Linked DNA regions of Mus musculus: regions 1, 2, 3, 5, 6 and 7 are each linked to region 4. Evidence: chromatin loops called from intact Hi-C (ENCODE). Cell type or tissue: left cerebral cortex. All regions are shown on one strand.

The links. Peaks named below come from ENCODE experiments on the same cell type or tissue, not always from the same donor. Only the 100,000 strongest peaks of a DNase experiment are listed, where the experiment ranks them.
Region 1: it touches region 4 in a loop (2.5-fold over the local background); 14 of 42 quality-filtered maps call a loop at or near these places.
Region 2: it touches region 4 in a loop (2.5-fold over the local background); 2 of 42 quality-filtered maps call a loop at or near these places.
Region 3: a loop joins it to region 4, with 2.1 times the contacts of the local background. A loop is called at or near these places in 2 of 42 quality-filtered maps.
Region 5: it touches region 4 in a loop (6-fold over the local background); 20 of 42 quality-filtered maps call a loop at or near these places.
Region 6: a loop joins it to region 4, with 2.5 times the contacts of the local background. A loop is called at or near these places in 14 of 42 quality-filtered maps.
Region 7: it touches region 4 in a loop (4-fold over the local background); 2 of 42 quality-filtered maps call a loop at or near these places.

What each region holds. Positions count from the first base shown.
Region 1 is chr9:72,271,711-72,275,710 of GRCm38, reverse strand. Zfp280d (zinc finger protein 280D) reads right to left here and starts at 823. Exons shown (of 22, transcript NM_146224.5): 1 at 682-823. In left cerebral cortex, a CTCF peak has its summit at 1,514 (motif pointing left); DNase peaks (open chromatin) are centred at 205 and 813; H3K4me3 peaks cover 1,139 bases; H3K27ac peaks cover 1,078 bases.
Region 2 is chr9:72,114,056-72,118,055 of GRCm38, reverse strand. No RefSeq gene overlaps it. Among named protein-coding and RNA genes, the nearest start is that of Tcf12, 4.2 kb to the right of the region's middle. In left cerebral cortex, a CTCF peak has its summit at 1,974 (motif pointing right); no DNase peak of the experiment used is centred here.
Region 3 is chr9:72,325,764-72,329,763 of GRCm38, reverse strand. It overlaps Zfp280d (zinc finger protein 280D), which reads right to left. Exons shown (of 22, transcript NM_146224.5): 14 at 602-736. Among named protein-coding and RNA genes, the nearest start is that of Zfp280d, 53 kb to the right of the region's middle. In left cerebral cortex, no CTCF peak of the experiment used is centred here; no DNase peak of the experiment used is centred here.
Region 4 is chr9:72,406,480-72,410,479 of GRCm38, reverse strand. Gm27230 (a long non-coding RNA gene) reads right to left here. Exons shown (of 8, transcript XR_003948355.1): 6 at 1,150-1,192; 7 at 469-1,067. It overlaps BC065403 (cDNA sequence BC065403), which reads left to right and starts at 613. Exons shown (of 2, transcript NR_152222.1): 1 at 613-810; 2 at 992-1,836. In left cerebral cortex, a CTCF peak has its summit at 1,967 (motif pointing right); a DNase peak (open chromatin) is centred at 1,981; H3K4me3 peaks cover 643 bases.
Region 5 is chr9:71,644,697-71,648,696 of GRCm38, reverse strand. Cgnl1 (cingulin-like 1) reads left to right here. Exons shown (of 19, transcript NM_026599.5): 13 at 3,044-3,205. Among named protein-coding and RNA genes, the nearest start is that of Myzap, 54 kb to the right of the region's middle. In left cerebral cortex, a CTCF peak has its summit at 2,428 (motif pointing left); a DNase peak (open chromatin) is centred at 2,413.
Region 6 is chr9:72,258,821-72,262,820 of GRCm38, reverse strand. No RefSeq gene overlaps it. Among named protein-coding and RNA genes, the nearest start is that of Gm27188, 7.5 kb to the right of the region's middle. In left cerebral cortex, a CTCF peak has its summit at 2,258 (motif pointing left); a DNase peak (open chromatin) is centred at 2,336.
Region 7 is chr9:71,810,481-71,814,480 of GRCm38, reverse strand. No RefSeq gene overlaps it. Among named protein-coding and RNA genes, the nearest start is that of Cgnl1, 41 kb to the right of the region's middle. In left cerebral cortex, CTCF peaks have their summits at 1,928 and 3,554 (motif pointing right); DNase peaks (open chromatin) are centred at 440 and 1,853.

The DNA of each region.
Region 1 (4,000 bases), 130 kb after region 4:
CGCGACCACTCGTTTGTGGTTTATTAAGTGAAACCTGCAACGCACAGCTGGAAAATCTGTCAGGCTCGGTTCTCCTCAAAGCCCTCCTCTGGTAGACAATAGCGGGGCTATGGCAGAGTGGGGACATTCCTTTGACAAGAAAGGTGGCTAGATAGGAGCGGTCGTCTAGCACAAGGTAAGGCCTCTGTGGCTGTTATGGCGAACGCCAGTGGGGTTCTGCTCTTGCGTGAAGAGTCGAGTGGGTTGGGTTGTGAGCTCGGGTCTCCGCCACACACACACACACACACACACACACACACACACACACCCGCGGACAAGGTACAAAGGACCGAGGGGAGTCGTCCCCCGAGAGCACAGCCGGGCTGAGAAAGCGATGGGAGGATCTGCGCGGTGGCGAGGCGACGAGGCGAGGCGACGGCTGGGCGGCCCTGTACTGTGGGCCGCCGCGCCGCCGGCCGCCTCGCCTCGTCGCGCCGGGAACCCTCCCGCGCCAGGCCCGGCAAGATGGCGGGCCCGGCCCCATGCGCAGCCGGCCCCTGCCCTGCCCGGCCCGGGCGCTCTCGCCGACGCGCCGCGGCCCGAGACCCCCACCCTGCGCCCCCGGAGTGCGGCGGCGCGGCCGCGCGGGAGGGCCTTCGCGGGCGGGCGGGCGGGCGGCCGCGCGGGGCGGGGGACGCTTACCGTGAGCGGAGCGGCTCGGCCTGACTGGAGCCCTGAGGAGGAGGAGAAAGAGGAGGAGGCGAGGGAGGAGCGCGGGCTGTGTACGCCGAGGCCGCTCCGGCTCCCATCGCGGAGCGGGGCTGCTGGGCGCCGTGAGGGGGGAGGGGGCTGTCGCGAGCCAGGGCGCAGTGCCTCATGGGTAGGCTCCGGGTTGGCCTCGCGCGTCCGCGCTCCCAGTCTTCCCGCCAACGCGGGAGGCGAGCGCGGCCATATGCGCCGTGCTGCGGACCTCGAAGGCCCGGGCCGGCCGGGCCCTAGCAGCCGGCGAGGACACGCGGGGACCGGGCTGAGCTAGGCCGTGGCGCTCATGGCCGCCTCAGGCCTAGAATTTGTAGGCACTCAGCAGTGAGTTCCATCCTTCTCCGTGTGCGAGGGTTAAAGGGCATGGGGAAGGGTGTGAGAGGAAAAGGAGATGAGTTTCCAGGATAGTACCACGTTGTTTTTGGAAAGTACGTTTTTGTTTGGGTATCTTTTTCACTCCTATTGTATGAATAGTAATCCGTAATTGGAGGTGGAAAAAAATGGCCGATGTATTTATAAGAATACTTCATCGTAAGTCGGATCTGTAAGGAAACAGACACCATGTTATGTCCGAAATGTAGATGGACATTTGTGTGTTTGAACGATGTCAGATTTTGTTAAAAAAAAAAAAAAGAAAGGAAGGAAGGAAGAAAGAAAGAGGCAATAAAACGAGGGCTGGAGAGATGTAAAATGAGTAAGAGCCCATGTTGCTTTTCTAGAGTGCCCTAATTTGGTTCGCAGCACCCCATGGTGGCACACAACTACAGTTCAGGGGATCTGATGCCCTCTTCTGGCCTCGGTAGGCACCAGACACTAAAGTGGCACACAGGCATATATACAGACAAAAAAACACAGATACACATAAACTCAAATACTATGAGCTACCTTCTATCAAATAGCCTCAGTGTCTATAGATACCAGGCTCTCGGCGATCAAAGCTTCTTTTATTCCAGTCTTAATTACTAGCTCAATACATTTCATACTTAGAGAATGGGTACAAAAGGTTTAAAGAGACCAGCAGATTTCAGAGGACAAAAGCAGAAAGCTGATACATATATAAAGTGAGTTGCAGATACTAAGGGAAGGGATCTGGGAACCCAATAGGAGGCCAGTGGAGCTAGGGCTGCAGAACAGGACCACAGGGGGCTAGAAGCCAGAGAGGAGCAAGATCCATTAGAAAGACAGAAGGAGGACACTGCAGGTGGGCTAAGCCCAGTATTGTGAATTTAGGATTTGTCTGCCTATCACTTCCTTGAAAGAGACACCAGGTGGTCAGGTGAGAGGTTAGCAATTCAGTCACCATCTCAGTGTTAGGTACCTATATTATTAGTTTTCTAACTGAACTTAGAGAATGAATCCATGTGCATAGAAAGGGGGGTTATTAGAATGACTTATAAGCAACAATGGCTGGCTATGGACAAAAAGTCCAAGAATTCAGTAATTGCTCAATTCAGGTTGGATGTTTCAGTGGGTCTTCAAGATACCCTGGAATTCTAAAGGAGTAGGTAAAGAGGGAGGTGTTGTATCCCTACTTGGTTCTTGATTGTGTCAATAAAAAGGGGGGAAGCCAATTGCTGGACGAAAGAAAAATGGTGGGACTTGCAGGTCCCAGAAGAGAAGGGACACAGGGAGAGAGGAATTTGGACCAGGATTTGGATGGAAAGGGAAGCTGAAGTCATGTAGATCTTGGGACACTTAGAATTATTGTAGCCTCTGCTGCCAGCAAGGACTGAGAAGGTTGTGGGGAGCTGGCTGATAGAATTGGGGCAGGAAATTCTTTACCCAGCTGTTGAGTTATCTGGCTAGCTTTAAAATAATAAAACTGTCTAATGTTTTCTATCCATGTAGCTAAGGTGGACAGGAGAAGAAAGAGGGCAGCCAGGGCAGTTGCTGGTGGAAGTTAGCCTGAGAGGGTTGGGGGAGCAATTGCAGCTCCTGGGAAAAATGACCAGCTGGTCATTGGCAGAGCTGAATGAGACTGGTGGTGGCAGATCACAGAGCTAAACCCAGAGAGGCTGGAGTGCAGGCTGTGACACCAGGCAAGGTTGGTAACAGGTTTTTAAAATTACACGCAACAAGTAGGCTATAAGGCTGAAAAAGTATAACCTAAAAACAAAATTCTAGGCCTTTAGGCCCAGGCTTAAGAATGTGACCTTTGTGACTCAATGCTCCAAGGCATGCTAATCATAAAACAGATAGCAACATTCCTCCACCCACCCACTTCCTGGGTTCAGGAAGCGTTCATTCAAAGAAAGTTGCCTTGACTCTTGCTGGAACCCGCTGTGCAAAGGTGCTATTGTTAGAGGCTCCTAGAAAACTGTCTTGACTTTCCACCACCTCATGACTCTTAACTGGTATTTTTGGTATTTTCCAACAACGCCCTCCCCACCTCCTTGAGTTGTGGTTTCTTCCTTTAAATACCCCCTTACCCAACTACTCGGGGTGCCAGGGGTCCTCTACCCCTGTGTGGTATATGACTGTGGGCCCAAAAGCGCTCTTGAATAAAAGTCCTCTTGCAGTTTGCAGCGAGACCGTTTCTCGTGAGTGATTTGGGGTGTCGCCTCTCCTGAGTCAGAATGTGGGGGAGTCCTCATGTTGTGGGTCTTTCAAGGCAAGTAAAGGAATGGAATCTCTAAGAAAGCGAGGACACATATAAACCCTTCTGCCTCAGTGGGGTAGCAGTGGTGCACACCTTTAATCCCAGCACTCACTCAGGAGGCAGAGGCAGAGGCAGGTGGATCTCCAAGTCTGAGGCGAACCTAGTGTACATTGTGAGTTCCAGGACAGCCAGGACTTCACAGAGAAACCCTGTCTCGAAAAAACCAAAGGTAAAAATAAATAATAAAATAAATGAAAAACATCAGTCTTCGTCACCACAGTGTCTCTGTGTACAGATAAAATATGTGATCCTTCTGCTTCTGCATTTGTAGTCAAGATGGAGCTGATCTGGGCAAGGTATGGCCTGATCAGAACAGAAACTTTCCTACACTGAGAGCTCTCCAAAGATCAATGACAATAGTAGCCTAATTTTTCAAGTGTGAACAATACTTAAATTCTTGCCTCTCACAAACCTGCCTTCCTATTTTGATTAAGTTTTTTCTCTTCAGCTCTAAACTTTTGCAGATATTCCTTATCAATGTAGCCAACATGCTGATTACCTTTCCAGATTAATCTTCCCAAGAAACAACATTTGAATAATTTTGATTACTGCATCCTTAAAACTTTTTGGCTACTAGTAGCAGTAGCAATGGGGACATAA
Region 2 (4,000 bases), 290 kb after region 4:
TATTGCATCTTGTAACTGTTCCTTGCATTTCTAATGTCACCACACCAGCATTTTGTGCAATTACACATGAGATTTTGGTGATTGGCACATTCTTCTCTAAATCTAAACATGGATTATAATATTTCCTGTTTCATCTGCATTATACACCTACGGGATAGTTTTATGATTTCTAATCTTTCAATATTTCACCTTAGGCCTTTGAACTATATTCAATAGTATGATAAAAGAATACCTCAGAATATTTACATGTCTTTTTAGAATTCTTAATGATGTGCTTCTGTGTACTTCTGTTTTTATGCATTGTAGTAGACATTTATTTTTCATTTTGTGTATATGAGTGTTTTGTTTGCCTGTATATATATGTGTACCCCTTCTATGCCTGATTCTCAGTGGAGGCCAGAAGAGGGGGACAAATTCCCTGGAACTTGTTATAGATGTTATGAATTACCTTATAGGTGCTGGGATTTGAACCTTGGTCCTCTGGAGGAATAGCCAGTGCTCGTCATTTTCCCAGCCCTCCATTGCGGTGGGCAATGATGATTCTGTTCACTTAGTTCCCTAAGTTAGTTCATGGATGATGATCCCTTTTATTTTTCTTTCCCCACCTACTTTTTTGGATTTGAAAATTCTGACGTAGTGCTGTCTTTTTTCTATATTTTCTATGGGATTTCTAAAACTCCCCCACCCCAGTACCTTTAAATCCTAATATCTACTATTATATACTCTTGCCTTCTTTTCCCCAAGGATTTTATTTTTATTTTTATTTATTTATGTGTCTCTGTGTGGATGCCATATATGTTCAGGTGCCAGTGGAGGCCAGAGAGATCCCCCAGATCTGGAGTCACAGGTAGTTGTGAGCTGTCTAATATGGGTCCTAGGAACCAAACTCTGGTCCTCTGGAGACTCCATATTGTATTTCCAATATTCTTTACTTTCTTTCCCTAAAAAATCAAAATTCTAATTTTGTTTTATGATTGCAATTTTCTTGAACATACATGAAGACCTAAAAATACACATGCATATGTACAAACATATACACACCATACATATACACATGCACACACACAAAGCACACATACCACACACATATACATACACACCACATACATGTACACACACACACCACACACATATACATACACACCACATACATGTACACACACACAACACACATACACAACACACACAACACACATATACAACACAATGCATAAACACACACCACACACTCCAACACACACCACACACATGTACATACACATCACACATATACACATAGATACACAACACACATACACAACACACACACACACACACACACACACACACACACACACACCACTCCTCTTTTTCCTTCTGTTGTCTGCTTCTATTGTTCTCTGTCACTTTGCTTTGCTTTGTTTTCTGGCTCCCATGAGAAAGCCTTCCTTCAGAAGTCTGATAGTCTTTGGGTATCTGTTTACATTAAAGAAAAAGATAACACATGTTTATGATCGTCAGAAACAGAGTGAGAAGATAGGGGCAGTTAATGGTAAACTTTCCCATAGAGCCATCTGTTTAGGGCTAGGAGGTGTGCTCAATGGCAGAGCACTAGCATGTGTGAGTTTAACTTCTAGTACTGATTTTAAAAAAAAGTGAGGAAAGTGAGAAATAAAAAGTGTGGTGGTATGGAAAACTCTTGAACCATCATAAACATGTGTTTTGCATGGATGCACTAAGTAGGGAAGGGAATATGGAGATCAGAACCCAGGTCTTTTGGAAGAAGAGTAAGCGCTCTTAACTGCTGAGCCATCCCTCCTGCCCTAACCATTCACTTTCCAAGTGTTTATTGAAACTGAAATGTATGGCTAAGTATAATAAAACATTTGGTTTTTTTTTTCTGATGTTTGAATTTGTTTTGATTTTGATTTGTATGGATGGATGTTTTATGAAGTGAAAGAACCCGGTGGCAGTAGAGGGCATTGCATTTAAGATGGATTATTTGGGACCATCTCCTCAATTCTGGTGCTTTGCCTGGTGTCGGGACACAGACCTGCCATCCTAGTAGTTGGGAGGCAGAGGCAAGAGGAATGGGAGTTTTGAAGCCAGCCTGTACTGTATATTAGGTTCAAAAAGTAAAACCAAGCAAGCAGGGTTTTTCTGTTTTTTTTTTTTTTCTGTTTTTTTTTTTTTCTCCCTTTTTTTGATACAGGGTCTTTAGCTCGGACTGACCCCCTTCAGTCTCAGTTTCCATATACGGGGTTTCTACTCACCACCTGTCTTAGTTAGGGTTTCTATTGCTGTGAAGAGACATCATGATCAAGGCAACTTTTATACAGGAAAACATTTAATTGGGGTTGGCTTGCAGTTTCAGAGGTTTAGTCCATCATCATCATGGTGGGCTGCATGGCAGCGTGCAGGCAGACATGGTGCTGGAGAAGGAGCTGAGAGTTCTACATTTTGATCCACAGGCAACAGAAAAGAGATGGTACCACACTGGGCACAGCTTGAGCATATGAGACCTCAAAGTCCACCCCCACAGTGACACACTTCCTCCAACAAGGTCATACCTCTACCTTCTAATAGTGCCACTCCTTATAGGGCAAACATTCAAAAAGGAGTCTATGGATTCAAATCATGACATCACCCAACTCACTTTTTCCTGAAACCTGAATATAACATTTGTACAAGGCAATCCGATTATTTAAATGAGTATAAGTGATCCTAGGAAGGAATAGATAACTATTTTAACTTATTGGCATTCAAAGAGAAGATAAAGTGTTCATTACAAATTCTCAGGAATCGGGGAGATTCTGATAGAAAATAATGAGTTTATTGATGGTGATTTGTATACTCCATGTTACAATAGCTTGAACAAGCTCAGTTTTCAGTTGGTCCATGGTAGGAGTGCCATGAAGTAAAGGTATGACTTAATAAATTGTTACATAAAATTGTTTCTGTTTGCTTAAGGGGTCAGCTGCTCCCCCATGGAGCAGATAGAAAGAAGAGTTGTTAAGCACAAACCCTGCATCTTAGTAATACTAGGAGACCAGTCACTTTGTCTAATAGCAATTTGTTATACCCACTTCTAGCTTGACTTGAGTAGCTCTTTTCTCTTTCTTCTCCTCTGAGCTTTCTAGAACATTCATCTTTTAAAAAGGGGCCAAGGTCAAGTTAATTTCCCAAGGAAACAAAAAAGCCCACTGCTTTAGAAGCTTTTCTTTTGATTATGAATGTTTGTCAGGATAACTTGTTTATTAAACATATATGTGTTTCTGTGCAGAGCGAGATGGAAGCCATGCTGATAGAATTTCAGTGTCTGCTCATGGCAAGCTACAGTAGGACAGCAAAGCTTTTGAATGACAATCTTGTTGAGGACAAGGTAGATTTTAGACTTTTGGTTCCAAAAGCATTTAACACCATACCTTGACCATGTAAGAAATGTGTGCTAAATATTTTTTCAATATTTACTTATTGATATTAACTTAGTACTTACTGTTAATTAACAGGATTTTTGTTGCTAGTTCTTTCTCATATTCTCAATAGAATTCTAGCTCTATCCAGCATACTCAATAAATAATGTAATAAGTGCTATAAAGTTCAGATTAAATATTTTTTACATTTATTTACTTTGTGTGTATGTGTGTTAGTGCATGAACAACATACTATAGAATGTACATAGAAGTCCAAGGACAACTTTGGGATTTGGTATCTCCTTCAACCATGTACTTCCTAGGGATAGGACTCAGGTGGGGCCAAGACAAAAAACAAAAGTAAAAACAAAACCAACCAACTAACCAACCCCAAAATTATACAACAACAACAACAACCACCCCCACCCTCAAACCCAAGAAACAAATCAACCCACTTTGGGTTATGCAATATACCCAGCCCTAAAGCTCCACTTTCAATATTGAGTCTTCCATATTTTTCAGGAATAGATTTGGCCCATTATTGATGGGAATATTATTTCTTTATTTAGAAACACACAGATACCATTTGAAAGTATAAAAAATTTCAT
Region 3 (4,000 bases), 81 kb after region 4:
TTGGATTATCCATGCCTCTGTTTTCCCTCCACTGGAGCAAATATTCAAGAGCTGACTGTATATAAAGAGGTCAGAGAAAACAGATGTACATAAGGCAAAAAGGGAACAGTAAATTACAATCATCAATTTACAGTCAGACAAGGGTTTGCTCACAATGCTGTCCAGCAGCAATATTTGCTTCGTTGAGAGTAGACTCAGCAATAACAACTTCAAGAAACATCTGGCAACCTGTAGCATTAGGCACTCTAAAAAAGCTGGAGGTACAGAGATAAATGAAAGAATAATTCCTGATATCAATGAGCTTAGCATATAGCTACTAAAACTAATACATATACTACTAACTAGAAAAGTTCAAATAGCCATACAGTATTGAAATAACCCACTGACCAATGAAATAGTTTAATTGCACTTTTTATGAAGGAATACATCCAACACAGAACTCAAAACACGCTTTTCTTTATATATATATTAAAAAAGCAGTATAATATAAAATTAGTCTTAATGAAAATCAGAAGTTATTTTCTAAGATATTTTGCTCCATAGATGGAACTAGGCAGGAGTTAGTTCTACAAATGACAGAACACCATGCATTTGAACGCACTTTTGTTCCAGGGGGAAGTCCTTCCAGTTGCTTGGGTTTTACAAATGTTCGGTGATGTTGAGTCTTGTGATCCATTTTTTCCTTGCATGTCAAAAACTGCAGTCTGCATTTGGTGCAACGATGTATTCCCTTTTTCTATTAGAAAAAAAGGAAAATAATTTCTATAGCTACAAATCCTAAGTTCTGAATTTAATTTTAATGAATCTTTAGTATATAAAAAAAAAATCAAAGAATCATCTCATTTTAAAAACATTTATTAGTATTGGATCTCAAGATTATTTGCTATGAAGTAATCAAACATGAAAGTTTTGAGGGTTGAAGAAATGGTCACTGGTTAAGAGCACTAGCTGCTCTTCCAGAGGACCTGGGATTGACTGACAGTACAAAAAAGGGTAGCTAACAACTTTAATTCCAGTTCTAGGGGAGCCACTTCTGGCCTCTGCAGGCAACAAATGCATGTGGTGTATAGACATACATGAAAGCAAAACAACCATAAAAGATAAATCTTTAAAACAAACAAAATTATGAAAATTATATAAAAAGATTCTAATGAGAATCCTAGCCAGCAAGGTGGGACACACCTTTAATCCCAACACTCAGGAGGCAGAGACAGGTGGACCGCTTGAGTTTGAGGCTAGTCTGGACTACAGAATGAGTTCCAGGACAGCCAAAGCTATATAGTGAGATACTGCCTCAAAAAACCAAGACAGAGAAAATCCTAGTAATTATCACGTGAAATGTCTTTTATTTATAAGCCAAGTGCTTAAAGACCTGGTACTGCTAACATTAGTTACACTATCTTTTTATGTAGAAAATAACATTATTTGTGGGTTGGAGAGATGTCTCAGCAGTTACTTGGTCGTACTGCTTTTCCAGAGAACCCAAGTTAAATTCCCATCATATGCATATATATAAAACCACAGACATACATATAAAAAATTTAAATGTTACTTTAAAATTTTTGCTATTTTTCATTGGTCAATAGGTAGATGAAATGACCTCTCTAAAACAAACTGGACAACACCCCCCCCCCCAAATAAACAAACAGTGTTCTTCAATAAACTTCTTGTAATGAGAAAGTATTCTGTGGCTGTGCTGTCCAACATGGCTGCCATTAGTCACCATGGTTATTGAGTATGAGTAAAAGGACTGGGGAAAATGTTATTATTGTGATTTTTTTATTACACACTATGTAACTGTCCCAAATTATTACACTGTATACCTCAAAGTGTACAACTGTTACATGTCAATATAGTATTTTAAAAGAGGGGCTAAAGGGATGAATCAGCAGTTAAAAGCACTGGATTCTCTTCCAGAGGACCCAGGTTCAATTTTCAGCACTCATATGGTGGTACATAACTACAACTTCAGTTCCCAACAGAAGCATTTTTGTGTCCACCACAGGCACCAAGCATACACATGGTATACAAGACTTAAATAAAGGCAAACATCCACAGAGTTTTTTTTAAAGTTTTAATATTTTAAAAAATATTTTAAAAGAAGACAACTGTTATAACACTCAAAGAGGTATGTAATAAGATCTTATAGCTCTAGTTTCATCTTAAGGTTAGTTTATAAGCATGGTACACTAGATTGTCTTTACAAATGCAAACAATACAAATCCATTTATTGTATACTCAAAAAGGATGAATTAAAACAGAAAATGTAGTTAAGAATCAGAAACTAAACAAGCTGGTAAGAGAGTTCACATGAGTTTACTGACCAGAAATGTTTTTCTCTATAACTAACATCTCAGTCCATAATTTAAATGCCGTATACTCATGTATTTAATATTATTCCTGTGGTTTACATGAGCATGCAGGCAGTCAGTCTCTCACGTTTTCATCTGTCTTTCTCTGTCGGTTTCTCTCTCTCTACCCCTACTGTGGATCAAAATCTGAGCTCTTTGGTATTCCAGTCAACAAACTGCTTGCTTCCTATGCTATTCCTCCATCATGGACTCAACCTTCTAAAACTTTAAGTCCAATTAAATACTTTGTAAGTTGCCTTGGTCATTGTGTTTTCTCACTGCATTGAGAATGCTTGATGTCTAATATACTCTTCAAACTGTCAAGAATAAGAATGAACTTTACATTTTACGTCTAATTCTCTGCTTCCACCCTCTCAATTCTGATCTTCCTTTAGTCTTTTCTGTAGTCTGGAATATGAAAACATTCTTGTAACTGCTTAGAATAAAAATGGTTATGCCTTCACCCCACACACAATATATTAATAAAACCTGGCAAACACACTTCCCTCTTTTTTATATCTCCAATAATCACTACCACACTGGTCCTCACTGTGACAAATTTTTAAAAATTTCTTCCACTTATGTCCTTTGATGCCTTGACATTTTCTTCCCACTGAATGAAAAGCTGGAGACCAATCTAGGCTATATGAGATACTTTTTCAAAAACAACAGTTATGGGCTGGAAAGATGGCTCAGTGGTTAAGAGCACTGACTGCTCTTCTGAAGGTCCTGAGTTCAAATCCCAGCAACCACATGGTGGCTCACAACCATCCGTAATGAGATCTGGCGCTCTCTTCTGGAGTGTCTGAAGACAGCTACAGTGTACTTACATATAATAAATAAATAAATCTCAAAAAATAAAATAAAATAAAACAAGTTATATAAACTGCATTGTTGGTTCTAAAATCAGCTGTCATGGAGGCTAGAGAGATGGCATGGTGGATGAGAACCAGCAACTACATAACGTGCTACACATACCTATAGTCCCAGCTGAGTGAGGCAGAAATAGGAGATTGCTAATTTCCAGTCTAGCTAAGAAAGCCTCGGTTCTAGGGAAACACCCACCTCAAAGAAATAGGTAATTGACAGAGGAGAACACACAATGCCCTTTTCTTGCCTCTGTGCAAATATAATACCACACACATACACACAAATATATAAATATTAGTATTACTTGATATAATACAATCTAAGGTCCTCAAAAATATTAAAGGCACAGAATCAACTGTTCTTAGAACCTAACAGTGTATGAGTAATATAAATTCAGTTTCAAGTTTATCATCTCTCCTACTTATGGTTTCCAATTTTTCATAAACATACAAGTTGTAAGTACACTAAGGGTTCTTTATCCTCCTGATTAACAGCCTGACCCCTATTGGTTGCTGTCTATCCCATAAACAAACAAACAAAGCCGAAATGTGTGGCAAGTTAAGACAACTCTAGTTGTGAAGAGTTAATAAATTACACAGCTTAGATGCAGGGTCAATACACCTTGATTATCATTCATTCCTGTATCTGTATCTCACTCCAGAAGTAAGTGAGCAAGTAATTTTGAGCAAATAAAATTGAAAGCCTTGTAATAAGAGATTTCTTTATATATACTCCCCTTTTTATTTGTCTTTCAAAATTAAAACCCAAAGATGAAAGAG
Region 4 (4,000 bases):
TCCCCCACCTGAACTCTCTCTGGCCGCTCCCTTGAGGGTTCTTCCTTTGGGGACCTCAACATGTCCTCTTTGTCAATGCTCAAAGAAAGGCCTGATACCTCACCTCTCAGAAGTCTTCGTCTCCCAGCAGCACCCAGAAGAGAAACTTCACTCAGTACACTCCCCTAGTCCCCTAATAGAAGGAACTGCATAACCATTTCCACAAACTCTTGGTTCTAGCCCCTAACTTAACAATTCAATTTTAAGATGGAAAAGAATAAAGTGCTAAATAATACATCCTAAGAAAAGCCAAGAAACAGGATCAAAGTAAGAGGTACAAGGGAAAAGCCACTGCCCAGAGATGGAGTAGAGAGCTGAGCTTTTGAGCGTGGGAGGCTCTGCAGAGGCTGCAACCCCACCCCAACCCCACAGCGGCTGGGGCAGCTTTTTCTCTGCTGAGCTGTCAATCCACTTCACTAATGCTCTTACCACTGAGAAACTGAACGGTGGCCGGAAGCCCAGAGTAGCCCTTTGGGTGGGGTAGTAAATCCTCCAATAGGACTTCTAGTAGTTACTGGAAGGGTCCAGACTTCAAGACCTTTCTTGCTTTCTCATGTTGAAATCTTGAGGATGCTGGGATAGTCTGACGTGTGGTCAGAGCTATGAGGAAGTAACTAACACAGACAGTATCTTTGTCTGCAGTTCCTAGCGGGGTAGCACATCATTCAGGAGACAGCTTCTAGATGATACTGAATCCCAAGAGAGGGGCCTGGCAGATGAATGACATCAGCTAAGGCAACCTGAAGGGCCTCGTGCCACACAACGATAACAGTAAGTACCCTCTATCTCACTTCAGACAGTCTGAAAGGCAGGCTTTTGGAAAAGCATCATCCCCATTGAGAGGATGGCCCTGCCTGACAAATTCTGCTGTGAGGGTGTGGGAGGGGCGCCTTTATGTCTTCTATTTCCCTTAAGAAGTTCAGTCACGTTCAGTCACATGCCTGGCTCGCAGTCTGTTTATCAGGATCAAGCACGCTCTCTGGAGAGCGCAGACAGCAGGATGGGCCGAGCTCGGATGACAGTCTGCCCTGTGGAGATTGACTTTAATGAAGCAAGAATAAACAGGAAGATTAAGTACAAGCAGAAACCAGTGACAAGTTCTGAGCTCACCTCTCTGCTGGAATTGAAGGGCTCTCTGCCGCTGAGCGAGTCTCTGTTAGAGAGAAAGAGGCATCATCTGTTTGGTCGCTAATGATCCTGTTATCCACATCGGGCCCCAGTGTGCGCAAAGAAAAGTTTTCTCTCGATTTAGAGAGCAACTTCTGTATGTTTTATTTATATCTACTCACAAAACAAATTGTTTTCTAAGATTGGAAAAGTTAAGATTGATAAGGGTTGAGAAAATATTTAATAAACTGAAAAATGACATCCTTTTAGGGATTAAGGATTGCTAGTATTACTCTGCTATCTGCACCGAGCATTCACACCTACTCGGGTGTTTGTGGCATAAACGTGGCTAGTTCTGCGGGGAGATCTTACAGAAGGATGACTGTCCTGGAATAAACAGACCAACCAGCTAGTCTTCTTTATAAAGCCACTTCTTAGGGCTTTCTAAACGGATCCTAATACCCGACTGTTTTGGTTCCTCATTTCGTGTATGATTTTTGAAAAGTAACTTTTTAAAAACCTGTTTTGCAAAACAGCCAGTAAGCAAGTCCAGGATTCCCATCGGCCCTCTGGAGATGCCATTTCATTCATATCCTGAGTACCGAGTATTTTCTTTCTTTTTTTCCCCCCCACTATTGTGTTTCTTTTGGAAAAAAAATAGATCTTATTAAAACTGGAATGAAGTCTGAATTAGCTGTAGCACATTCTGCAGTACTTAATTCAACTGGGAGTTGCTTCGTGACTGAGTGTATGTAAATGTGTGTGCCTGAGACCACTGAGGACGCCACAATGTAGCTGACAGTCTTTAACACCTGTACCAGTAGGTGGCGCTCCGATCCAGCCCGATGCTCTACCCTCCCGGTTCTAAGGTTCAGGGAAAGGAAACTAAGCAGGACACTGCTATCTGTCCGAGTGTACCCAAGTGATCAAAGTATACCAGGGATCAAACATTTGCTTTTAAAAGCTAACGTGCACAGCACTACAGTGTCCACATTTAGCAAAGCTACCCGAATGCCCGAGAGAGATCAGGTGGTCCGGACAAAGGAAGCCTTTCTGGAAAGGGCTGCTTAACCTGCCTTCTCTGGATAGAACAGACGAGACATGAGGCTCCGAGGCAGACATTCTGGGCAGAAGTGGCTTCCAGAAAGGCTTTGTGAAAGCCAGAGAAGTATGTGTGAGGAAGATGAAGCATTCTGGGTCTGCTCTGAGCAAGCCCATGAGAGAGAGCTGCTCACAGGGCAGCCAGGCTTCCTCTCGTGAGATGGAAGGCAGAAGGGGACAAGAAACAGAATCAGACCAAGTTTTGTCTTGCATTTAATTTTTGTTTTTGAGTAGCAGGAAATAAAATAGGAATTAGACAAAAGTACTTACAGTTTTACTTTATATTATATAACTCTAGACTATATTTATTTAATTATATTATATTTAATTATATTAAATATATTTAAAAATGTAAAGTCTAATCAATGGCTAGACATATGTGGGTTTTTTTTTTTGTTGTTGTTACCATAACAAATGATTTCCTAACTTTCTGGCTGCCTCCCACAATCTTCATGTATGTTTTTGTGATGTGAGACTATACACGCTTTCATGTTTATATGTGTTCATGTCTGTGTTAAATATAATTTAAAAAGTAAAAATAAAACAGGAGCAGTCGGTCCAGGAAAGCAGCAGACACATAGTCCCCTTCGAAGATGCATCATTAAGAGAAAGGACCTAGAAGACAAGCTCAGACTGGGAGGTTGGGGGGAGAGCATTGGACAGAAACAATACAATATAGAGGGGCCCAAGCGTGATGGAGAGAGGCTTCCCTTTAAAGCCTGGAAAGGACAGGGCGGGTGGGATGGTGCAGCCGTTAAGACGTCCCAAGGCTCTACCCAGAGTGCTCAAACGGTGGCTCACCATCCTTAACTCTATCTCCAGGATATCCAGCACTGTCTTCTAACCTCAGTGGGTACCAGGCATGCATGTAGCACACAGACATACATGCAGGGGAAATATCACACATAAAATAATTATTTTCAAAGGAGCTTCATTAAGAGTGTGTGTGTGTGTGCAAGAGAGGAATGGCAGGAGGGAGGGCGGGGTGGGAGAGGGTAGAGAATCTTCACTGGAATGAACCAAGTCTAAGAAAGAAGGAAAAGTCATGAGCTTTTCATGTTTTCTAAGTCTGGGAGGCAGACAGGAAGTTTCAGCTTCACATCATGTAATTTAGTTCAACGCAGTGTATGTGACAGGGAGGACGGAGGGGTCAGGTATCCCAGAGTAAGAGCTGTAGTGTCACTGCATAGACTGTGGCTCAACTCTCTGTCCCTCACCGCAGAGGGATGTTCCCTCATCTCTTCAGGCTGTGGTTCTGTACCTTTCAAAGTGATCATTGTCTTTTAGGGGCAAGTCTGTGTGCCAGCAGTGTAAGTATAAGTGTAAGGCACGCGTGCATGCGTGCTTGTGTGTGTATGTGTGTGTGTGTGAGTAAGACTATGTGTGTGTCTGTGTGTGTGTGTTCAAGTATGCATGTCTGTGTCTCTGTGCATGTGTGTGCGTGCACGTGTCTGAGTGTCTATGTGTGTCTCTCTGTATGTGTCTATGTGTGTGTCTGTCTCTGTGTGTGTGTGCACGCACATGAGCACACACGCATGTATGTATGGTGTATGGAGGCCCGAAGTCAGTGCTCAGCATCTTTCTTGTTTTCCTCTGTCTTCATTTTTTAATACTGAGCTGTGCATGTGGAGGCCAGAAGACAATTTTCAGTAGTCTCTTCTCTCCTTCCACCATGTGGGTCCCCAGAATCAAATTCTGCTCATCTGCCTTAGCAGCAGGTGCTAAGCCATCTCACCACCCCTCCACTTTATTG
Region 5 (4,000 bases), 760 kb after region 4:
GTCAGTGCTGAACCCATCAAAGAACAATGGGTATTTATTACAGATTTCCAGAACAGTTCTGAGAGAGCCCTGATAACGCATCCCCTATGCCCCAGGGTTATGTGATACAGGGTTCCAAGAAAACAGACTCTGGCACGCTGACATCACCGCTCTCTTTGCTGTGAAAAGAATATTCTTTTCATTTTTAGAGCAGACGGATGGAAGGGCTCAGACATTTGCCAGAACACATCAAATACCTGGTCTGTTTTAACTTCAAAAGGCCACTGTGTCACTGTGACCCTAAACAGGGATCCACATGGCTATTTGTATAAACATTTTGAGGCTGGACACTTCAGTGGAGAAGGAAGCATGAAGATCCTCTTCACAGATAAGGAAGCAGATGCGGTAGGGCCAGACGCTACCATTCTGCCTGTGGTGTGAGACACCCGGGTCAGGTGAGGGTGGCCTTTGACCTTTAGGAGGTAAGGCTTAGAGTTCGTCTTTAGTTCATTTACTTAATCCTGCTAACAACTTAAAGGTGGTACTGACAGGTTAAAAAGGTATTTGCTTACTGGCATTTTTATTAGTAGATAAAATAATTTATACGACAATTTATTATCGTATTAACAAATTATCTGCTAATTTATTAGCAGGTTGATTCATTTATACGGTAGTGGGTCTCGTTACGACATCTCACATGTGGATCTCCTGTCTCTTGATCCTGTTCACCTCAGCACCCTCTCTGGTCTCCTCACTCCTGCTGATCCCCTTTGCCCATCTGGCCCTCCCACTTTCCCGTTGGTGTTGGTCCCTGTCACGTTAAGGTTGCTCTTAGGAGCCTGGACAACTCAACAGCAGCTACACCACTGAAGAAAAGCTGTTGTTCTCTCCATGAACAACAATTAGCTGACTTTTAAATCCTCAGGGAGGGGCGGGGCCGTGTGAGCTCCTCCAGCTCTGTGATGGAAGGTTGGTCGCTCAGTCTCGTCCCAGCTGCTTAGTGCAACGACTGCGCCTTGCTGTGACAGTGCTCCAAAGCATGGCACCCCTTCCCTGTCTCATCCATTTTTTCTGTCTCTTCTGTGATACCCCTGGGATGGGGTAAGACAGGTGTCCCCTTTAGGGCTTTCTGTCTTGCTTATTATTATCTGAGAGCAAGTTACTCTTGGACACTCTGTGGGGAACATTCCTTACCTCAAATGCTTGGTGCTAGGAGTATTTCTGATCTCAGAGATCTTGAAGTTATTTGTGGAGATTTTTACTTGTTTGCCATTTCCAATCTCAAAATCCACAATGCAGAATGTTTTAGCTTTGGATTCGGAGTCAAATGCTCCAAAGTTTTGTCTTTTTTTTAAGGATTTATTTTATGAATATAATTATTTTTCCTACATGTATATTCTTGCACCACATGTGAGCCTGGTACCTAGAGATGCCAGGAGGAGGGAGGCATCGGATCTCCTGGAACTGGAGTCACTGATGGTTGTGAGCTGCCGTGTGGGTACCAGGAGCCAAACTCATGGTTTTAACCACTGATCAGTTTCTCTCCAGCCCTGCATTTTGGGCTTTGGAACTGGGGGTGATCAGGCGTGCTAACTGTTCTCTCTGAGTTACTGAGTGCTCTTGGGAGGGCACTTAAAGGTGTTAGGAGATGGATCCCCAGCCCCTGCTAAGTGGAGGTGGTGGCAGGGGGTAAAGGAAGAGAAAGAGGAAGAGGAAGAGGAGGAGGAGGAGGAGGAGTTGGTGGTGGTGGTGGTGGTGGTAGCAGTATGGTAGGTATTAGGAGAGGTGTGCATGGTGTTTCAGAGGATGCCAAGAAGGAAATTGTTTATTTGATTAGCATTCTTTGTGATCACTAATTTTGGGTAGCATCTAATTCTCAGATAAAGTACATTTTAACATTTTCCCTATGTTGCAATGGGGACATTGACACTCAGAGAAACGTAGTGTTTCTCTGCAGTGAGTGGTGTATCAGGTCCAGAGAGCACCCCATTTTGTGCTCTCTGTGGATGACTGCCCTGTGCTCTCTCTGTTTCACTCACCATTGATGCCCAAACCAGACCAGGGCCTGTGTCTAGAAGTCATTTTCTCCCAAGTGGGACTGTGCTAGAAGTGGCTGGGGCTCCCCATTGTACTGGAAACGAGCATCTTCATCTCCGTCAGAATGCAGTGCTGGACTGGGGTCTTCTTATGCTAGCCTGATCCTTCAGAGCTTCCCCGGCTTTTCTGTGGACTCCCGCAAGGAATAAACCTCTGTGGTGTTCCGTTGTTAGCTCTGTGTCTACTCCAGGAGGGTTTGACATTGGCAACCAAAGAGCTAGGGTTGAGCCTCATTGAATCAGCAAGCCAGGTTGATTTTGGCATTTCCCTTGCTAGTGTCATGGCCTGGCTCCTGAGACTCAAACTGTTGTTGTACATTCTTCAAAACTATTATATGAGCGCCACCTTGTGGATGAAAAGAGCACTGTCGTTATGGGTGACCATTTTTTTCTACACAGCAATGGTTGTTACCAAATGAGTATGATTTTGTTCTTGGATTTTGTGCCTGCAGTTGCTTAGAGATCATTAATTTAGTTTTTATTTTAAAACGTTAAACCTCTCTTAAGACAGTGCTGATACAAGAACGCTTAGCTACTTAAGTGACTGTCAAGTGGCTTTGACCACAGCCCACCTAATGACACGTCCATCCATCCAAATATGTTAATATATAATACAAAAACACCACAGTGCTTGTTCATACTTTATTGTGTGTGTTCTATGTAGTTAAAATACTAGTCCACACCTAATCAATTGACTTTATAACCCAACAGTGTACTTCTTACAAAGGAAAACCACTCTTTTTATAACATGGGAAATTGAAGTCTAGAGAGAGGTGGGGTTTGCCCCTCTTTGCTTTGGGATGGGCCTGTGCGCTCTGTTTTCTGGCCTCCTTGAGCAAGACATGCACATGGTATGCAAACCTGTATGCAGGCATGTGTTCTCTATCATTGCCAGAGCTATCCAATATCATTTCAATTCCTTGCCATTCCCACTGCCCAAGGGACCTTCACACACGCTCTCCTTCTAGTTACGCCTCAAGGAGGAAGAGTTGCAGGACTACCAGCGAGCTGAGGAGGAGGCGCTCACAAAACGGCAGCTTCTGGAGCAGTCGCTGAAGGACCTGGAGTATGAGCTGGAGGCCAAGAGCCACCTCAAGGATGACCGCAGCCGACTCATCAAGCAGATGGAGGTGTGTGGGTACCCGGGCTGGAGCCAGGCTGAGGGCACCTAGGGGGCGGGAGCCAGGCTGTGGGCACCTAGGGGTTGGGAGCCAGGCTGTGGGTACCCGGGCTGGAGCCAGGCTGAGGGCACCTAGGGGGCGGGAGCCAGGCTGTGGGTACCCGGACTGGAGCCAGGCTGAGGAGAACACGTCTGGGCCACCAGGGGGATATAGGAAGCCTTGGGCTTTCACTCTTTCTAGCTTGATGTAATCAAGACCCTTTCTTTGGAGTGGGGGGCAGCTTATCATGTTGTAGAGAGTTACGCAGGAAGGAATTGATCTGTGATTTAGCCTAATGGCTTCATTGCTTTGAAGAGGATATAAGTTATTCCCCAAAGAAATTAGCTGATGGTGTTGTGTCCCTTAAGTAATGGTTCCCCTACAAAGGCTCCAAGACTGCCAACTGTCCAGTCAGGTTCCACACTGTGCCGTAGACCCCAAACCACCCTGCACATCGGGGACCACTGACCAAACCACAGAGTCCAGTCTCATTCCTGGCCCATCTTCCTGAGTGTGTATGTATCATTGCCAGAGTTATCAGCAAACTGTGGTCCAATTCATTGCCATTTCCCAGTCCCAAGATAGTCTGTCTGCAACTGCCCAAAGCAGTTACCAGCTGGGGGTGAGTATTTACAAGCCTAATACTCAACACTTGAGAGAAACCCACACAAAGAAATACCAGGACTTCTGAGATGACAGGAAAACCTGAATTGCTAAAGAGGAATAATTTGTGAGAGTGGAATGACCCTAAACCAGAAACACACA
Region 6 (4,000 bases), 150 kb after region 4:
ACTAAGGACCCCCAGCATGCTCCTAACTGGAATAACTTCAACAACAAATGCTTCCTGCTTTCTTTCATTCCATTTTCCCCAATTCTTGTAAAACTAATCAACTATGAAGACTTCCATGTTGCACTCCAGCCAGTGGGAAAAAGAAGTCACCAATTGGGTTACAATACAAACCGCCTTTTGATCAGAGGTAAAGTTTCACCTGCTGAGAAACTTAGAAGATAGAGGACTCTCTTAATACTGGATAGAGAGTCTGTATTGCACCCCAACAACTGCCTAGAGAACTTGCCCTAATTATACAGCCTCTAGCCTCACCATTCTTTTTTGTTTTGTTTTGTTTTGGTTTGGTTTTTCAAGACAGGGTTTCTCTGTTTAGCCCTGGCTGTCCTGGAACTCACTCTGTTAGACCAGTATGGCCTCGAACTCAGAAATCTGTCTGCCTCTGCCTCCCAAGTGCTGGGATTAAAGGCATGCACCACCCCACTGCCCAGCTCGTTTTTTGTTTGTTTTGTTTTTGTTTTTATTTATTTATTTATTTATGCACAAAATCATATCCTGGTAACCAAGAAAAGTTAGTGAGAAGTGAGATTACAGAAGCCAAATGGCAAGGTTAGTGCATTTCAGGACCTCCTGGATCCTGGAACTGGGGGGATGGTCCTTGATGGATTAGGTCTTTGTTCCTGTTTTGGCAGGTGTTGAGGCCTATGTGGAGCAGAATTTTTCCATAATTGATTGCGTAATAAAGATGACAAGAATCAGGCAGTGGTGGCGCAGGCCTGTAATCCCAGCTCTGGAGAGCTCTAGAGAGGCAGAACCAGCGTCGGTGTGAAAGGCCTAGACAAGGGAAAATGTGGTCTCGGGTTATGTGCTGGGCTGGGAACAGACCGAGAATTCCTGGCCAGTGCCAAGCCGGGGATAGCGTGGTTTGTTTTTTAATTATTACACGCAACACCTATGTGCTGGGTTTTAAGGTCAGATTGGTGGCTCTGAGGTCTCAGGACCTGTTACAGGAGTCTGTTTCTTTTCAACACTGGAATTACTTCTAATAGGAGATTGTGATAGGTTTGACAGATACTCCTTAAGTAGTTAAAAAGCCGACCCTTAGAGAGGTAAACAGTTGATCCAAAATAAATAAAACACAAAGTGAAGACAAAGGTGCTAGCCTTTTTCCTAAACGTAGTGCCTGTAAACGTAAATGAGAAATCTATGCTTGTTTGCAAAAGCAGTTTCTGTGTGCCTTCTTCATCAGACTGACTGAAGCCACATTTCTGCCAGTCTCATTTCTTGTTTTAGAGTATATAAATTGACAACATGAATGCTCCATGGCACAGTTAAGGGGAAGATTTTTATTATAGATATGAGAGGGAGCTGCCAGAGGCACCTGTAAGAGTCCAGAGCAAAGAGAGAAAGACTGAACATGATCAGCAGACTGGACCTAACCAGGCTGTCTTCAAGATAGAGAAAAATATCATGGGATAGAGAATAGGAAAGCATAGTGACTAGCAAGAGCTCAGCACAGAGAACATAGAGTAACAGGGTTCTATGGAGGCTGAGTAGCTGGGAGGAGAGGGGCTGGTGATCTAGAGGGAGAGGGGGAGGGTAGGAGGTGAGAAGGGCTTCTTCTTCCATGCTTGTATGGACTTTGAAATGTGTAATAGACACTTGCAATATTGAAGGAGCCTGGAGGTCAGCATGAACTTTGATATGCAGCACACATAGCCATTTGTCCCTTCTGCCGGAGAGAAGGGAAATGGCTCCTTTTGGTAGATGAGAACTGGTTTCACAAGTTCTTGAGAAATACTGGCTTTTCTCTGACCGCCAGAAATCCTTCTATAGCCTGGGTTGAGCCCACTGAACTGCTTTTTAGAGTTTGAGAAACTGGAGTTTTCTGTGAATTAGACACAGAGGTCTATCAACATGAAGCGTAGGACTCTTGTCTGAATGCATGGAAAAGAGATTTTCCCCTTCCTCTGGAGAATGTAGTGTTAGAATATGAATACAGAAAGCACTGTAATCCTTGCTTATTTTGCCACCAAAGAGGGACAACTGATAATAAAGCTAGCAGAGAGAGCAGGGAGGGCCGGAAAGATCAATGGTAATGAGAGGAAGCCAATTCCAGAGAGTAGCCTAAACCTCAAGATCAAAGCCCGACCTGAACCCCTTGTTCTCACTGGACTGTTTTAATCATGTGACACAGTCAGTACACGTGTTGTTCAGGTGAATGCTGTGGAATTGCTAGAGTTCTTTATTATATGAATTAAACTCCCCCTGCTGTTCAGACTAGAGAATTCCAAAAGAAGTTACTGTGGCATAGCTTACAGGCCATTCACTAGGCTCCTCCCAGGGGTACCTAGCAACAGCTTACATCACCATCCACCACCTTTGCCGGTGCACCAGGTGTGGGCTGCATATAAAAGGACTACTCTATACTCCAGCGTGCGCACTTTCTCTTTTCCCACATGTCGTCCCCCCCCCCCAACACCGTGTGTGTGTGTGTGTGTGTGTGTGTGTGTGTGTGTGTTTCCAGTGTTCTCTGTCACCCTCTTTGGTACTTTTCTGCCCTCATGGCTCTGCTCCCTTTTGTCTGACTGCCTGTCTACAAGTCCACTCATCTGCCTCAACACCTTCTCCAGGTCCTCCCCCACTCCCCTATAAACTCCCTTTTTACCAGGTCTGTTGCATGGTGTAGTTACTCAGGGACATTCTTTGGCATGGACCCATCAGGTACCCCCTCACCACATTGTATTTTATAACAGCAGCTATATTTCATTGAATGTATTTGAACTCCTGAAATCTTTTATTTATCTAAAAGTGGAACCTTTCAAAATAATCTCACACAATCCAGTTATGAGTCCTTTCCAGAGAGCAACTAGAAGGGTTGTTGGCACCTGTTCGTTCTCCAAGACTGTGAGAAATGGAACCACAAACACAGACATCATGACAAAACCTTCATTACTGTCTCTGCTCTCCAAAGGGCTAGCATATCTTTCCTACACATTGTTTATCTCCCATAAGTACCATTTTGTACCCCAACTCTGAATAGTCATTTGTTTTCCCATTTGTTCTCTCCCTCCCTTTTAGGGCACTATCCAAGCCCCAAATGCTAAGGATCCTGTAACTTTACTTTTTTTCCAAAACCTATTTTTAATAATGGTTCTTTTTTTTTTTTTTTTTTTTTTGGTTTTTGGTTTTTGGTTTTTGGAGACAGGGTTTCTCTGTGTAGCCCTGGCTGTCCTGGAACTCACTTGGTAGACCAGGCTGTCTTGGAACTCAGAAATCTGCCTGTCTCTACCTCCCGAGTGCTGGGATTAAAGGCGTGCACCACCACACCTGGCTTAATAATGGTTCTTAAATGCTTTTACCTCCCTTTTAGCTCACCACCCACCCATGGTAGTGGAAAAGAAAAGATTCGAGGGACCTGTTTAGAAAGGGTTCTTTGGAGCAATTCCTGTCTTTGTCAGGAAACCAGCAGTTCAGTTCAGCAACTTGATCCACTGGGAAACACTTCACAGATATATCAGCAGTCTAGTTCAGTAGAGTTGGAATAGCAAACATGGATCAGCAGGCACTACCTAGCAGAGACAGCCAGGCCTCAGCCATGGCTTAGTCAACAGGATGAACCCAAAGGGACACCAGGAAAAGTTCTCAGCTGTGTCTCTCTTGGTGAATTGAAGATCAGTGAAGACAATGAGACCAACAAGCGTTGCCCAGATAGCTCTATAAGCAAGTCTATCTCAGCCTCAGACACTGTCCATGGAGTCCTTTTTATACTCCCTCCAAACATGTGTCCATCACGGGTTTTACCTCAGCAAATGCGTCTGTCTCAGCTGACATCACTCTGCCAATTAGCCTGAGTCCAAGGAAGCAGCAAGAAGCTGCAGCACACCACCAGAAGGTTTTTGGCACATTTCTCTCTGTGGAGTCTCAACAAATGGAGCTCAACCATGAAAAGTAAGGTGGACTAATACATGCATGTTATTAGCAAAGAATTCTTTATTACATG
Region 7 (4,000 bases), 600 kb after region 4:
AGGGAAAAATGGGTGACAGTCCAGGCACACGGTAAGAGCTGAATTCTTTTCTAGTGTGTCCCTCCTCCTTTTCTCTCAGCTTCCTTCAGGCCTCATCTGTGGTAGAGCGTGTTCCGTGTCCTTCATGCAAAGGTCCTGAAAATAATTCTGGCTGCATGAGTGTACGTCTACCTGCAGCAGGCCTCACAAAAGGCACTCCTGCACCCTCCCATACCCTGCCTTTGGCCTTCTCTGGGTTGTTTCATTCTCTAACTTTCAGAGTCCTGTTTAGGGCCATCTCGTGTCATGAGCCACCACTGCAGCTGTATGGGAACCATGTCCTTTGTGTCCCTAGCATGCCAAGAGGCGGCTTTGTATGGCCAAGTGCCAGTGTGGTTCAGGCTGGGCACAGGAGTGGAGAGAGGAAGGGAAATGGAGAGGGTTGCTGCCCCTTCTGGGATTCCTAGGGCATGCTGGGAGAAGGGATGAGTCAGGAAGGCTGCCGGCTGGTGAGTGAGTGGGTCTTACTGAGCATCTCTGCTGAAGGCTACAGTCGTTTTCCCTCCAAGATCCCTCTCCCTACAGTTTCCTCAGCAGATAACATGGCGAGAGTTGGCAGTGAAATCAAGCCAAGTTTCCTGGGTCACTTGAGCAGTTTCTTTTGAATCCTGGTCTCTGGAATAGCTGCTTGTCAGCTACAGCTGCTGCCACACCCATTCTGACTCCACCCTGCAGGTGGCACAGGCAGGAAGCAGGAACAATTCCTGAGGTCCATCCTGGCCTGTCTCCATATTGCTTCTTTCTTCTTTTTGTCCCTGTGATAGCAGTGGGACTTTAGGTCCCCTTGTTCCCATAAACCTTCATCCTCTCGAGGGTATTCTATGGAACACTTACTGCTTGAGAAAATGTCATCTACAATGGACACCATCCATGACTATAGGGACTGTGTTTTACCTTTGTCTTCCTTGTGTTTTTTTTTTTAATTATTTTTATTTTTAACAATATGTGTGAGTGTTTCTGTGTTGGGTTATGTGCATATGAGTGCAGACAAGAACACCAGAGTTGTGTGATCCTTAGAACTAGAGCTTTGGTAAGTAACCCAAAGTGGATTCTGGGAATCAAGCTTGGGTCGCCTGCTAAAGTCGTATGTACTCTAACTACAGAGCCATCTTGGACGGGTTCTTAATTCATGAGTCCATTAAGAGCCCTGAAAATCCCACAATCAATGGCTTCTTTTTACTTGATGTGTTTTTCCCAAGCTGTTTTGATGGTGGCCCCTCGCTCTGACCTCCAAGCAACGCCTATCAGCACTCTCTGGGGAGGCCTGTGTGAGCAGTGTTTTATCTGCAGGGATGCTGAGAAGTCAGATTCACTAATGAGAAGCTGGGCATCACAGAGGTCTATGGAAAAATATGTGTGCTTGGCTTTAATGAAAAGACGACTTTCACATTGCTCAGAGGTTCCAACCCCTTGTGCCACAAAAGACCCCTCTGGGTTCCTCTCCTCAAGGGACTCCGTGTTTTGAAAGCTTTCATCTACCCAAGAAACTACACTTATTGAATAATAATTTGTTTCTTTGAGTTTTATTTATCAAAGACATCTAACTGCCAATTAGTGTTTCTGATCAGCCCAGATAAACCATCGTTACCGCACTGACTTGATACGAGCCAGCCCAAAGCAAATAAACTTAAATGTTTTATTTAGTCTGGGAACAACACTGAAATAAATGGATGGTTTCCTTTGGGCTTTTTTAAAATCATGAAAATAGCTTCCAGCCCCTCCCACCCCACTGCTGCCTTCCCAGGGTGTCTGGTGGGTGGGAAAGGGGGCGTGTGTAGGGACATTAAAGAGAGCTGGAGGCGGGGAGGGAGGGAGGGAGCTGGTACTGGGGCCACAGGAGGACACAGTGACAATGAGGCACTGGGTGACTCCAACCACCAGGAGGAGTAGGAGTTGCATTTGTGGCTTTATCCCCTGGTGACAGCTGGTTGAAGATGTGTGAATCGTGGTTTTCTCCTGTGCCCAGAGACCTGGACAATACTGTTGTCTCTCTCTGCTCAGACCCTATTGCATGCAGTTCTTACTCGAGCACTGTGGAGTAAGCCAGGCGAGAGAGTAAAGGGAAGGTCTATTTTTCACATGCCTTCATGATTTATTCCCCCGCTATAAGAAGAGTGAACTTGGTGTCCTAGTCACTTCAGGTGTGGAAGGTGGCCTGGAACCCCTAAAGCTCCCCACCTGTCGCCCCAGGTCAAGAAGTTCTAGTGAAGGACCCTTGTGTTTAGCACGATCCATTTTATGGAAAAGGGGGAGGTCTGAAGAGCAAGGTCATCTTCGGACCCCTGAGGTAGGTGTGCCTCTGAGAGTGGATTGCAGGTTCCTTCGAAGGTTTGCAAGTGCTCTGCTGTGGGACTCTGTGTCCTGTGTTCTAATTTCCTCCCATTCTGCTGCAGAAGAGCTGCCCAGTATGGATGGGGCACAGCTGATATACAGCTGGTGTTACAGCTGGGTGACACTGTTACCCAAAGTGAGAGAGCGTCAGGTCCCCAGCCTTGGACCTGATGGGTCTGCAGCCCAGCCCTTCTCTGTCCTCCTGGCTGCTCTCACACCCCCAGCCCTGCTTAGCAATGGCCCTGAACAGCAGACCACCTCGCTTCATGGTTCTTGGCCCTTATTAGCTAAGCCTAGCATTTTCCCACAAGATACTATCTCTGTCTGGCAGAAGCTCGCTTACAAAAACAAATTCTCCCCTGAATGTTTTCCAGGCTGGTTTTGGAAGCAAGTCTGGAAGGTGCCTTTCAAACTCAGCCCCACAGGCAAACCACCTGCACCCCACCTCATGCTGTGGAATGTGGAAAGACTGGGGGGGGGTGAAGTCCATTTTCTAAAGAACCTACCCTTTCTGCATGGGGGCTCAGAGAACGCCTCATTGCACCCTGATGCTTCCACTGCAAACCCTGGCTGCTCGGGTCTGCTGTGGGCTGGAGCTCACAGGCCTGGGTAACACAGCCTGCTCTTTCCCTTCCATGCTGCTGGATCCCCCCATAGAAGGCGCCCACTGCACAGGCGCCCCTCTCCTAGATTCATCCATCCATCCATTCAGTGTTTATATGTCTGGGCTATAGGGGTTGATATGTGCAGCACACAGAGCCAGCACAGGGACAGGAGAGGGACACAGCTATGGAGGACTTCTGTGCTCTGACCAAACTGTCTCTTGGCATCACAACAGCCTGTGATCCGGGAAGGAGGAGCTGAGGGCAAGAAGATGGAGGAGAGGGACCATCTTTTGATGGGCCAATGCCCAGGTGGAGGTCTGAGGTCAGCATTGTCTTCCTCTATCCCTCTCCACTTTATATTACTTTTTTTATTACCTTTTTTTTTTTTTTGACATCTCTCTCTATGGCCCTGGCTGGCCTGGAACTCTTTATGTAGACCATGCTGACCTCAAACTCATAGAGATCCACCTGCCTCTACCTCCTGAGTGCTGGAATTAACTCTCTCATAGAGCTTAACAATATTTTTAGTAAAGCTTTCAAATTCAAATTACAGTCACTATTCTTGCATTGCAGTTACATGTGGTGGCCAGAAGAAGGCGTCAAGTATTTTTATTTTTGTTTTTTTTAATTTTTCTACTTCTCTTGCCTTATTTCTTGGAAATTGGATCTCACTAACTCTGGGGCTATTTAGGTTAGCCAAAGGGCTCCATGTGTCTTTACCCCACAATGTCGAGGTCACAGGCACATGCAGCTATGCCTGTTTTTTAGGTGGGTGCTGATACTCTCGCACATTGAGGCATTGTCACAGTTTCTCAGTGCCTCTTAGGAATTACTTCTGAGACAGATCCATTTATCTGAATCCGATGCTTTAACAGAGCAGAGTCAGAGCCTACCAGACTGATCCACAAAATTAGACATCAATAGTGACGGGCAGGGCTAGGAGATGCAATCAATGCCACCCTGCTGGGAAGAGGGACAAATGAAGGGACTCCATTAGGTTAGGTTTAAACTGAATGGATTGGATG